Regions from separate parts of the Homo sapiens genome. Here region 2 is linked to region 1. A link is a contact called in ENCODE Hi-C or POLR2A ChIA-PET data. All regions are on one chromosome and are shown on one strand. The core of a region is the stretch at or near the end of the contact, and the rest is flanking DNA. Distances in the headings are between cores, read along the strand shown. Region 1 overlaps SHOX2 (SHOX homeobox 2). Region 2 holds the start of CCNL1 (cyclin L1).

Evidence for each region. A loop is a pair of places that touch in the nucleus more often than their neighbours do. ChIA-PET counts read pairs that join two places held with the same protein, here RNA polymerase II (POLR2A). Pooled maps may share reads with other maps.
Region 2: a loop to region 1 is called in a map with no recorded cell type, with 4 times the contacts of the local background. The contact joins the promoter of CCNL1 here to the enhancer-like site in region 1. A Hi-C loop is called at or near these places in 5 of 168 maps with a recorded cell type or tissue (CD4-positive, alpha-beta memory T cell, ascending aorta, gastrocnemius medialis and 1 more), 2 of 37 single-sample maps with no recorded cell type and 14 of 50 pooled maps. POLR2A ChIA-PET finds 5 or more read pairs at or near these places in 2 of 52 experiments (CD8-positive, alpha-beta T cell and PC-9).

The regions. Positions count from the first base shown.
Region 1 is chr3:158,094,315-158,100,791 of GRCh38, reverse strand. It overlaps SHOX2 (SHOX homeobox 2), which reads left to right. Exons shown (of 5, transcript NM_001163678.2): 3 at 481-538; 4 at 844-932; 5 at 2,508-4,887. The coding sequence ends at 2,765. Among named protein-coding and RNA genes, the nearest start is that of SHOX2, 8.9 kb to the left of the region's middle. RefSeq lists an enhancer at 2,625-2,794. Within about 2 kb of position 2,796, at least 3 of the 41 ENCODE cell types and tissues checked have a DNase peak (open chromatin) inside an H3K27ac peak, as active enhancers do.
Region 2 is chr3:157,155,770-157,162,246 of GRCh38, reverse strand. CCNL1 (cyclin L1) reads left to right here and starts at 2,100. Exons shown (of 11, transcript NM_020307.4): 1 at 2,100-2,455; 2 at 2,768-2,842; 3 at 3,272-3,381. The coding sequence starts at 2,153. RefSeq lists enhancers at 1,239-1,298, 1,319-1,368, 1,456-2,185, 2,819-2,888 and a silencer at 2,469-2,678.

The DNA.
Region 1 (6,477 bases), core at 1,547-4,046:
TGAGGCTTTTATGACACTAATTACCTCTCCCCAACCCTTACAACTCCTTCTCCGCAAAGGAGTCATTATTTGCTCTGGTGTTTGGTTTTTCTTTAAGATGAAGCTAATTAACATTACAGGCTATTAATGAACACATTCTTCTCAGGTCTTAACTGGGCAAATATCTAAACCATTATCATGTTGGTATCAGGTACCAAGCAGAGTTTTAGGCCATGGGGACTCTGTTATGTGAAAAGATGAAATCAGGACTAATAGTAATCTATCTTGTGAAAGTCTATAAAATCTATCTTTCTATTTCTGTAGTTAATTTACATGTTTAACTTTGGAATTTGAGGCTGTTTTATACAATTCAAAGATTGCTTGCTGTATCTCCCAATTCTTGTCTAAACCACGACTCTTTTCTCTTTGTACTTTTGTAATTTAAAAAAATTTTTAGTCATAACATCTAGGTTTTATTTTTTTTCCCCCTCCAACCTATAGGTTTGGTTTCAAAATCGAAGAGCTAAATGTAGAAAACAAGAAAATCAACTCCATAAAGGTATGCTTCTTATACAAGGAACATTTGATAGTCTGAGCAAAGAGAGAAGTAGTGAATATTACTATTACAATGACAGAAAAAAAGGAACCTCAAAAATGACAATAGTTCTTGACTTAATAATCTTCAAAGGCTGTTAATGGAGTCCTAAAGTTTGGGAGTAAGTTACATTTATTTAAATTTTGGATGCAGTTTAGAAAGATAATAGTCCATTTTCAAAGGAATTCGTTCTGTCTTGTACCCTTTGGAACCCTGAAAAATGCTACAAACGTTAACCTCACATTATTTTTCTCTTGTACTTTTTACAGGTGTTCTCATAGGGGCCGCCAGCCAGTTTGAAGCTTGTAGAGTCGCACCTTATGTCAACGTAGGTGCTTTAAGGATGCCATTTCAGCAGGCAAGTACAGCCTAGTTTCAAGCTGTTTTTAAATATGAAAATACCTGAATGTTTGCTTGAACTGTTGAACATCACCTGTCTCTGAGCCCAGATGTCAATGTCTGCATAGTTGGAGAATCATTTTGAGATGATATAGTGGACCCACTACCCTTTAAAAACCTATACGGTATTAAAGGCCTGAATGCCTAGTCCCTTCTGTCCTCATGGGAATCCCTGAAGGGGCCTGGGGGCAGTAACTGGTCCTTTAAAAATACACTAAAGATTGCCCTTAGAGAGAGAGGAAGGAAAAGCCTTTTGATTAAGATTTTGTCAAATCCAATACAGAGGTTAGTCCTAAGGTATTTCTAAGGCAACCCTCTAGATACTTTTCTAGGTATTTTCTACCTCTTAGTCACATTAAATAACTCTGACAGAAGAAAAATAAACACAAGTACTCCCAGCTCATACTTTTGTTTTTTCGTTCTTTTGTTTTTAAATCTGTTTCTGCAAACAAAGCTTCATCTCTGGTAAAGAGAGAAGTCTTGGTCTTCCCAGGGCTGCCCTGCCTTTGCAATCCCTTAGCCATAAAGAAACCTTTAAGAGTACATTTTAAAAGGACAGCCTGCAGCAATGATTTAATCCTGGGAAATCCCAGTGCTCTGAACTCCCCACTTTCCAAGCCTGAGGGCGAAATCCTTTCCCAACCAGTGTCTGACCTTCCCTATCCTCAGCCAGGACCCCTGCTTGGCATGCCTGTGATGTCATGAATTAGCTCTCAGTCTCCAGTGACTTGGACCGGGGAGACAGATAGGTGTGACCATGAATTGAGAGTCGGTGTTAGGGAGATCTTAGCTCTCTTGGTGCCACAGGACTCTGGCATCCTGATGCTTGGCTTTGGAAACAAGAGAGAATGACTGAAGAAAGAGGGAGGGGTGACTTTAAAAGGAGACCTTTACTACTCAAAAGGTAATCTTTGGGCCAGCAGCAACAACACCGTCTGGGAGATTGTTAGAAATTCAGAATCTCAGGCCCCAACCTAGACCTTGCGAATCAGAATCTGAATTTTAACGAGATCCCTGGGTAATTGTTATGGCAATAAAGGTTAGAAGTACCGACTCACAATTGTGCCTATTGTGGTGAAGATGGAGTAACTTCCCTGAATGACATTAAAAAGTTGCGTAGTTTGCTTGTTGATACTCCGTTGTTTTGGTAGTGGGGTAAGAGATGCATGGCAGCATCAAGAGAAGAGGGTAAGGGTCCTCACCCGCAGTCTTTCCAATATACCATTTCAGCCCAGTTCCCAGGGGAGACGGCCACATTCCTGCAGAAGGGGGTTCCCGGGGTCCGGGGAAATAAGCCTACCCTAAGCGAGTTTCGGAGACCCAGGGGACACTGGAGTATCCATGTGGAACCCCAGATTCAGCAACAGGCTGAGAAGGTCACTGTCGGAACAAGATGCACAGCCAAATGCCCTCTCCCCGTGCCCAAACACAACCCAACTCTCTCTCTGGCCAAGCTGGACGCCGTTAATGCTCTGTTTCTATTCTGTTGTCACCCTAGGATAGTCATTGCAACGTGACGCCCTTGTCCTTTCAGGTTCAGGCGCAGCTGCAGCTGGACAGCGCTGTGGCGCACGCGCACCACCACCTGCATCCGCACCTGGCCGCGCACGCGCCCTACATGATGTTCCCAGCACCGCCCTTCGGACTGCCGCTCGCCACGCTGGCCGCGGATTCGGCTTCCGCCGCCTCGGTAGTGGCGGCCGCAGCAGCCGCCAAGACCACCAGCAAGAACTCCAGCATCGCCGATCTCAGACTGAAAGCCAAAAAGCACGCCGCAGCCCTGGGTCTGTGACGCCAACGCCAGCACCAATGTCGCGCCTGTCCCGCGGCACTCAGCCTGCACGCCCTCCGCGCCCCGCTGCTTCTCCGTTACCCCTTTGAGACCTCGGGAGCCGGCCCTCTTCCCGCCTCACTGACCATCCCTCGTCCCCTATCGCATCTTGGACTCGGAAAGCCAGACTCCACGCAGGACCAGGGATCTCACGAGGCACGCAGGCTCCGTGGCTCCTGCCCGTTTTCCTACTCGAGGGCCTAGAATTGGGTTTTGTAGGAGCGGGTTTGGGGGAGTCTGGAGAGAGACTGGACAGGGGAGTGCTGGAACCGCGGAGTTTGGCTCACCGCAAAGCTGCAACGATGGACTCTTGCATAGAAAAAAAAATCTTGTTAACAATGAAAAAATGAGCAAACAAAAAAATCGAAAGACAAACGGGAGAGAAAAAGAGGAAGGGAACTTATTTCTTAACTGCTATTTGGCAGAAGCTGAAATTGGAGAACCAAGGAGCAAAAACAAATTTTAAAATTAAAGTATTTTATACATTTAAAAATATGGAAAAACAACCCAGACGATTCTCGAGAGACTGGGGGGAGTTACCAACTTAAATGTGTGTTTTTAAAAATGCGCTAAGAAGGCAAAGCAGAAAGAAGAGGTATACTTATTTAAAAAACTAAGATGAAAAAAGTGCGCAGCTGGGAAGTTCACAGGTTTTGAAACTGACCTTTTTCTGCGAAGTTCACGTTAACACGAGAAATTTGATGAGAGAGGCGGGCCTCCTTTTACGTTGAATCAGATGCTTTGAGTTTAAACCCACCATGTATGGAAGAGCAAGAAAAGAGAAAATATTAAAACGAGGAGAGAGAAAAATAATATTAACACAAAAAAATGCCACAGACAATGATTTCTCTGAGAAATTATTATGGCAAAACTGTCTGGACTGCTGACAGTAAATTCCGGTTTGCATGTTACTTGTATTCCATTGATGGTGTGTCTCCTCCCACCCCCTTATCTCCCATGCACTCACTCCATTTTCATCTTCACTATGAAAAACAATACCAAAAGTATCTGGAAATTGATATATATATATCCATATATATATATCATATATTTGCCATATATATATATATATATATATATATATATATATATATATATTTGCCCTGTCTTTGATCCTGGGGAACAAAAGAAAAAAGTCAGAAAGGGAAAAAATTACACTCATTGTCCTAAGAAGACAGAGGTGGGCAGAATATGTGGGGAAAGGAAAAAGAAAACAAGACCACCAAATGAAATAATGAAGGTACAGCGCCTCGCTGTGCCAGACACAGTAGGCGCTCAATCAGTATTAGTTCCCACCATTCCCCTTTTCTTGTGTTCCTTCTTGTTGGTTTCCTGAAGTCCTATTTGAAGACAGTGGTTTATTTCCCCCTCTCTATCCCGTCAAATTCACCTTAAATAACACCCAGCTAGATACAGGCACTAGGTTTGTGTAAGATATGTTGATACACACGAACAAAGTTTATTTTGACTATAATGTGTGGACTGACTTTCAACATTTGCATTTTATCTCACAAAGGTGTATCTATTCAAGTAACCTTTTTTTTTTGTTTGTTTGTTTCTTTTTTGTTTTTTTTTTTCTTTTGGTTGTTTGTTTCAATTCATGTAGCTATTTAAACTGGGATACCTTGGACTAAGCCAGTCTGTATCCCAATTCGCTAGCAAGCCTAAGTTTGTGGGGTTTTGTTTTTGTTTTTGTTTTACCTTCTAATTTACAAGAAAGAGGAAAAGCTCTTCTAACTGAACTTTGGTATGCGGTTGAGCTTTGTAACTATTTGTTCTCCATGAAAACAAAATTATTTATATTTGACATATTTTTTTCTAGTGTATTAAGTTATTTTAAACAAAAGATGTTATCTCATGACGTGTTGTCAGTACAAAATGTGTCGCCTCCAATTCTGTTAAACCTTTTAAATAAGTGCCAAGTTATTAATTGAAGACACTTTGCGATCAATTGAATGAAAATATCGTTTCATTTGATGGGGTTCGAGTCATCTTTGTTCCTGTTACTATTAAAATATCCGGGATAGTCTTTCCCTTTTGATTAATGCGTATCACTCTCTCGAATATACCAACTTGGAAAAGCGCTTGCCTCTGCTCTTACGTGCCGCAGTCAAGGGGCAGTAAGAAGGGTGGCTCTGTGGCTGTCGTTAGCGCTGAGCGCATTTCCGCCGGCCCCCTCCATTTTATCCACCCAGCATAGAAACAGGGTTATACCAAATTAATGAAAGAACAGATAAGAAGTAAAATAACATAGGATAGAGTAACTTCCTTCCCCAAGATGGACTCTCGTTATTCGTTTTGCTATAATTCCAGTCTTTATCTGGGGACACTTTTGGGAGGAAGGAAGGAGGGATCCTGCGGAGCGAAATCAACCTGGGTTTGGTATGGCATAATCGACAATCAGTCCCAGTTCGTTGACCCTCTCTGGAGCGGGGCAGGTGCTGACTTCGGAGCGGGAAAAGAGCCGCAAAGGCGGGCAGGCCAGGGCACTGTGGAGGGAGGATTCCCCATCTGACACTCCTGTTTAGGGTTGGCTGAAGCAGCTTCTTCATTGGTTAAATTTAGAAGGTGGAAGCCAGAATCGGGTTTAGGAAAAGCCTGGCCTTGAAAATAATGAGGAGCTCTCTCTCCCCATGTCGTGGCCCCCTTCTGGAAGAAATCCCACTAGTAAAGCCCAAAGGTGCTGCCTGTGTGGGGATAGTTGGAGACTTTGAAGACTCGGCCCTGACCATGTCCAAGGCAGGAACTTTCCTTCCCGCGCGGGCTCTTGTGATGACGGGACCTTCCGCAAAGACTGAAAGAGTCCTGAGCGTCCCCTGGGACCCCCCACCCTCGTGCTGGAGGGTGCGTAAAACCCCTGCCAAAGCCCCACATCCTCCAGCAGTGTTCCCCACCACCCCCACTTGGCCCTCTCCCAGGTCTTAGCTCGTATTCAAAGCTGTTCCTCAGCATAGACGTGGGCGATAGGTTTCTTTCTTTTAACTTTCAAAGACCACTGAACAGGATTTGGGCCGTATTCAGTGCGCAGGCCTTGCGGGTCTCCTGGTTGATGAACGTCGGTAGTTTTTAATAATAAACATCTGCCTGCGGGCATGGTACGCCCTGAAGCAGCCAGGCCATCCGCCGTGGTCCTGTGGCCTCCAGCGAGCTCCAGTCGGCGCCGGGGCCGGGGGTCCTAACAGGCAGGCTCCAAGCTCCAAACCCTAATCCTAACCCAGATCCCAACACGGGTTCGGACCCTGGAGACCCTGGAGCAGGGGAGATGGTGGCTCCCTCTCGGGGCCAGTCTGCCCCAAGCAGCGGAGCGCGGGGGAAGCCCGAGGTCAAAGGAGGCGGTGCGTCCAGGCCCTGCTGGCGGAGGCGCCGGGTATCGGTACAGAGGCTCAGTGACGCGGCGTGGGTGGGTCGGGAATGTCCCGTGCGATAGGAGCCAGGTGGGTTCGGCGCGGAGACCCGCGGGAGTCGGGCCGCGGCGGGAGCGCGGTAGGCGGAGAGGCCCGCGGAGGCAGCCAGGTCCGGCGAGAAAGGCCAAAATTTCTTGGCCCCATTCGCAGTGCTCCACTCGGGCACGGCCTGTGGGACCAGTGCATCCGGGGAGCTCGCGGCGCCCTTGCCTCCTCTTGCGTCTGCTCCCCCAAGACTAACGGAGGACAGAGGCCGCTTTCCTTGGCCC
Region 2 (6,477 bases), core at 851-3,350, 940 kb after region 1:
AAACCAGAAAACTGGTGTCATCAATTGTGTTTAAGGAAACCGAGGCTCCTTTAAAAGTTTGTTATAAAATTATAGATATCTCATAAATATTGAGGTGGAAAGATTCCCTGGAAGCAGCCTAGTCAGAAAGTGAAGACAGTGACATCCAGATAGGTTAATACTTCTGCCAGCACCATAATTACACTCTCTTGGCTGTACATTCCAATCACTCGAAGACAGGCAAAACTGAACCACTGGCTGGGCCCACCTTAAATCAGTGACATCAACCTCTGCAGGCAAGGCTCAAGTATCAGTACATTTTAAAACAACTTTGCCCACTGAAGGTTCACTTAATCAACTGATAAGGCCGGGTGCGGTGGCTCATGCCTGTAATTCCAGCGCTTTGGATGCCTGTAATCCCAGCATTTTGGGAGGCCGAGGCGGGCGGATCACCTGAGGTCAGGAGTTCAAGACCAGCCTAGCCAACATGGCAAAACCCCGTCTCTACAAAAATACAAAAATTAGCTGGACGTGGTGGTGTGTGCCTGTAATCCCAGCTACTGGGGAGGCTGAGGTGGGAGAATCGCTTGAACCCCGGAGGCGGAGGCTGCAGTGAGCCGAGATCGCGCCACTGCACTTCAGCTTGGGCGACAGAGTGAGACTCTATCTAAAAAAAAAGAAAAAAAAAATCAACTGATAACAGGCGATTAACAGGAGAAAAGGGATACATAACACCGGGGTAAAAGCAGGAGGATGATTACCCAGTAGCTTAATGGAGTACAGAAGATTTTATATCTTTTTTTCATAGGGGAAAGGGTAGATGAGAAATGTAGACATTTATTTTGAGGAGCAGCAAATGATTATTAGGAACAATGAATGGACAGAAATTAGTAAATAATTTTCTTTTGAGTAATCTTGTGAAAAAGTCCCTCCAGGAATGGCTGCATTTCTGAGTCTTTTTGAAATAGGATACGAGATTTCAGCGAGGGGAGGAATGCGATTGATTCTTCTACAAAGAGGCTTCTCTAGTCAGGAAAGGAAATTTCAGAGAGTACCTCCCTGCACTTGGGAAAAGTGGGAGCAACAAGTCAAGGTTGGGGGACCTGCATTATGAGGCAGCTTCTAAAGCCTCTGTCTTTGGGGTATCGCTTTCTGAGCGTCAAGAGTAAAACGTGATGCATTCCTTTCCTTCCAACCTAGATTCTAGTAGTTTAGATCAGTATCATTGTTTTTACTTCAAGGTTCAGGAAACGCTGGAAATTGCTAGCTAATATCACAGGAAAAAAAACAAAAAACACGAGGTTGACCTCACCCTACCCGCGGTAGGTAACCATGTATGAATAGAGACTCCCAGGCATAATCAAATTACCTCTGTCAAGTCCTCGCCCTAAGACTATTTTTGGAAACTAGGGATTTTCCAGATTACTGAAAGCCGTGGCGGTGTCAAAGGCCGGGCAGGAGTTTCGCAAGCGGAGCTATGAAAGCAGCCACTCTCGCGGTCATTCCTATGCCTCCGCCCTACTTCCCCATACTGGCAAAAACACGCTCCCCGGGGAGCTTTCATTTGGGAACCGATAGGGTCCACAGCCCTGTGTTCTTCAAATACTGTAAAGCAGCCCTCTCCAGATTCCTTGAGGGTCACTTTATATTACACATTCGTCCACACAGGACAACAAAGTCACCACTTCCACCCGCCAAAGCGCGCTCAGGTCGGCCGCCACTTCCCTTGGTACACGCGGAACGCAAGCCGCGCCGAGGCTAAAGGAAGAGGCCGGAATGCAGGGCGAAGGGGCGCAGAGATGCTAGCCAATGCTGCCACCTCTATTTTGGGTATAAGGGATCTTGTAAAGCTCCGTTATTCGTGTGGCTATCACAAACAAGGTGGTTTCGACCGGCCTTGGCTAGAGAAGGCCTCCTCAGCCTCTGAGGATCCCAAGGTCTGTCGCAGCACCCAACACTCCCCTCGCAGGCCCAGATGCCGAGGGCGGAGGCGCGGCCTGGAGGGACTAGTTGGCGCGCGGCTGCCCGGCGTGGTGACGTCAGGGCGGAAGCGCACGCGGCGTGAAGCGGCCCAGAACCCGGCGGTCACGGGAATATCCGTCGCGCCGAGAACGCTGGTTAGTCTTGTTTCGGGTTCCGGCTGCGTTGGGCTTGCGTGCGGCTCGCTAAGACTATGGCGTCCGGGCCTCATTCGACAGCTACTGCTGCCGCAGCCGCCTCATCGGCCGCCCCAAGCGCGGGCGGCTCCAGCTCCGGGACGACGACCACGACGACGACCACGACGGGAGGGATCCTGATCGGCGATCGCCTGTACTCGGAAGTTTCACTTACCATCGACCACTCTCTGATTCCGGAGGAGAGGCTCTCGCCCACCCCATCCATGCAGGATGGGCTCGACCTGCCCAGTGAGACGGACTTACGCATCCTGGGCTGCGAGCTCATCCAGGCCGCCGGCATTCTCCTCCGGCTGCCGCAGGTCAGTGCTCCGGCCCCGGGCCGGCCGGGCGCTCCTCTCCTCTCCTCCGTCCCCTACGCCGCATCTCAGTATCACCGTGCCCCGGGAGGGTGGGGACGGTTCCTTCAGGCTTTCCCGTTCGGGGCCCAGCCGCGGCCGGGGCGTGCCGGGGCGGGGGGCTGCGGAGGCGGAGGGAGGACTTGGCAGCGGGCTGTTCGCAGCGGCGGCGGCGGCGGGAGGGGAAAGGGAAGCGATCGGCGGCACAAAATGGCGGCGGCGCCTGGAGCGGGCCCGCCTGACCCCTGCGCTTCCGTTCTCCTCTCTTGTCTGCAGGTGGCGATGGCAACGGGGCAGGTGTTGTTTCATCGTTTTTTCTACTCCAAATCTTTCGTCAAACACAGTTTCGAGGTAAGCACAGCGGAGGCGGGTAAAAGGGATTTCTTCATCCGGAAATGGGCAGAGTAGGGGTAGTGTCAGCAGCCAGCTTTTCCAGAAAGGGAGTGGTTTAGTTTAGGCCTTTGTACCTACTTCTCACTCGCCAGGAAGTGGAAACCTTTAGAATGTGGTTCAAAATCGATCACGAGCCTAAGTGCCCTCTTAACGAAAAGTACAGTTTTCAACCAAATGCAGAACTCCTGTAAGATTGAGTTTGACTCTGGAACCAAAATTAAGATGAGTTAAACAACAAAAAGTATAGTACTAGCATAGCTGGTAGACTTACGGCATAGAGATGTCTTCTCTAATTTTACTAAAGGTTGTCCCAATTGTGTTCTAAATTTTATTCTTCAAAGTGAGTTTAATCTAACAATGGCTTTTGTGGCTCATGGGTTCTTTCAGATTGTTGCTATGGCTTGTATTAATCTTGCATCAAAAATCGAAGAAGCACCTAGAAGAATAAGAGATGTGATTAATGTATTCCACCACCTCCGCCAGTTAAGAGGAAAAAGGTAAGATTGGCATTATTGAACATAGTATCTCTTGCTACTGCTGTACCGTGCACCAGTCATCAAATCAAAACATCTTTCCTTTCAAGTGAATACGGATGCAAAAGAAAACGGACTTTAATTTAGGTGTTAAAGTTCATATAGGAACACTGATACTTAAAATAATTTGAAAAAAGAAACATAATTAACCGGTTATCTAAAGTTTGTAGAGGCAGTTGCATTTATGGACAATCCTAACAGTGCTGTGAAGCCAGGCCTGTGGCTTAAGATTAAACAAGAAAGGGAGTACATTTGGCTCAAGTGTGAGTGTATTCTGTAAGTTATTTTTCCTCTCCCCTCTCTGGAAGACTGAAGGCTGGAAGTTTAAACACTGTAGTTTAAGTTAATATTGTGGCAAAGTTCTGTGTAGATTATGTTTTTCTACTCGAAGTCCCAGTTAATTCTTTATCAATTGAGGTTGGCTTTTGTTAGAGTACTTCTCAACATTGAACTACGATAAATCGAATAATACCGGATCTGAAAGGACTGCAGGATGATAAAGTTTGAAGTTTGAAGTCAAAGGGATTAAACAGGTATTTTGTTTTGGTTAGATACAGTCTCAGTGAGTGGGTTAGAAAATTAACAAGTAAGATTGATTGGGTTGCATTTAGATAGGGCCATTTATTTGATGTTGTAAGAAAATACAGAGACTGAAATAGTATCTCCTAGGTGTTGTGGTAACATAATTTTATGTGGACCTATGTGTTCCTGTGAGGCAGTACCAAAAAGTTTGTTGCAGGACTTCCTGCATCTACAGGTGACTTCCAGTACATGCTGCAGAATGATATATTTGGTGTAGAATAGTTTTTGCATTCACTCTTTAAGGAATTGTAGTGATGTTAGACAAATTGTACTGAGTTTGAAAGGAAGTTATTAAAAGGATTATAAGTTGTTCTGGGGGTTGGGTATGTTGGTTAGTGCTGTTAGTATTCTATATGAGTAGTCCTTATTGGCTGAATCTGTAAGTTGGCAGTAATGGAACTATTCAGACAAGCAAATATTAAAGCAACTTTAAGATGACTAGTCTATTCTGTGAGTCTACAGACAGTTCTTTTTTAAAAAAAGAGTATCCTAGTCAAAAAGTCTGCAACAGTTTTCCTACATACTTTTTCTCCCCCATCTTTTCTCATTCACCTTAACTGTGTCCAGGGATAGAGTACTTTTTAAATTCTAAAATATCTTTTAGTTTGTTGATGAGTCCCTGGGAATTGGGAAGATTTCAAATTGGTCTTTGGTATGGTCTGAGGTTAAATCTGTATTTAGATACCTGGCTGATTCTTCAGGATGTTTAAAGTAATGACACTAATACAAGGCTCTATCTTTAGTCAAAGGTTTCTCTTTGCTTAAAGGAAATGGTTTTCTAGTATTCTTTGAACCATTGAGCCAACTATTATGTAATCACATGATTATCTTCTGTGGAATTTTCCTGTGAGACTAGTTTACTTCGTTGATGTTAGAATAGGTCTTAACTGTAAAAACCATGGAATTTAAAATAATATAATCTCACCTGATTGTTGTGTCTGATGTAACTTTGTTTTTTGGGTCATTATTACAGAGAAACTGATTTTGTTTCAATCTTAGAAGTCTGATTATAGCAAAATTTAAAAGGAGTTGTTAATTGCATGGAAGCCTTTTTTTAAAGCAGGATGTAAAAGTGTTTCTATGCATATTACAAGTTTACTCAAGCACGTAACTTGTATATGTTATTAACTTCAACTCTTTTTTCCCTTGCAACCGACTATACAGCGACCAGCTACATTTACCAAAGCCTGGGTGATGTGGAGTGGTACATAGAGATGAAGCTGTCGTCATGGCAACAGTGAGTGAAGTATCGAAAATCCCCAAGGAGAAGCCAGTGCTCTGAGAATAGGTCACTGGAATCGGGGACTAACAGGTTGGCCACTGGTGAACCATTTAGAAAAACTCCTGTTTCTTGTTATAAGCTTTTGTCTTTGCTGTCCAAGTTATTAGAACTATAGCTTTGTATTTATTTTTGCATAGGTTAATGTCATTAGAAAGTACTATCAGTATTATACATTGGTTAGGTAAAGCATATCACTTGTCTTAATGATGCTATTTGTTTTAATCTAGTTTATTCATAACTTTAAATTGTAGTGTGACTTTGACAATTACAGTGGAGATACATTATTCATGTTGCTTGTAGGTCATTGGTCTCTTCAGCCTGGCTACACATTGAGAATTAGCAGAGGAGCTTTTTAAAAAGTACCAGTGCTTAGTCCCCAACCTGGATTGTTTGGCCTATTCCTCCTTCAGTTTTTTGTGGTTCGATAATTATCTTTTAAGTTGACAATAAACAGCTAAATTTAGAGGGGGGATTGCTTTTTCATTGTTCTAGTTTCCAAATATTTACTTTTGAGATGCAGCGTATTAAAATTTTCAAAGACTGGTTTAACCATTCTCATTAGTAAATACAATGTATTTTCAGTGTATCCATAGATAATAAAAGTTGGATAGGTAAGAATTGGAAGGGTGTTAAGTGATGTCATTTAGTCTACCACCTTTCTACAGTATAATTCTGTGGCTCTACAAGGTGGCCTTCAGTTTGTTTAAATACCTATAAAGGATGTTTCTACTTTTAAGTAGGCATTACAAATTTTTGTATATTGCTTGGCAGTATGCCTCTTTGTAAACTACCAATCTGTTATAGTCTCTTGAAGACTTGGTTCCAATATTTCTCAGTCTTTGTAACACATAAATGAAACTAACCATGTTTGGACTTTGTAATTTTTGTTGTTGTTGAGTTATATGTCAATTACATAATCATGCTAAAGGAAAATAGCTCCTCTAACAAACCATAATAATAAACTTCTAATGACCAAAGACCAGGATTTTCTAAAGCTGAAAATAATTCTCGTATAAATCAGAAAAATTGGACAATAGAAACTTAAAGCAGAGATTGAGTTAGTTTGTGTGTTGATAATGAAAATTATTTTTGAGTTTTCTCTGAATAGATGAAGACTTCTTTTTTAAAGAGATTTTCAAATGCCACCTCCTCAAACTTTATTGGCAAAGAAAGTTTACCTGATTGGGGAGGAAGAA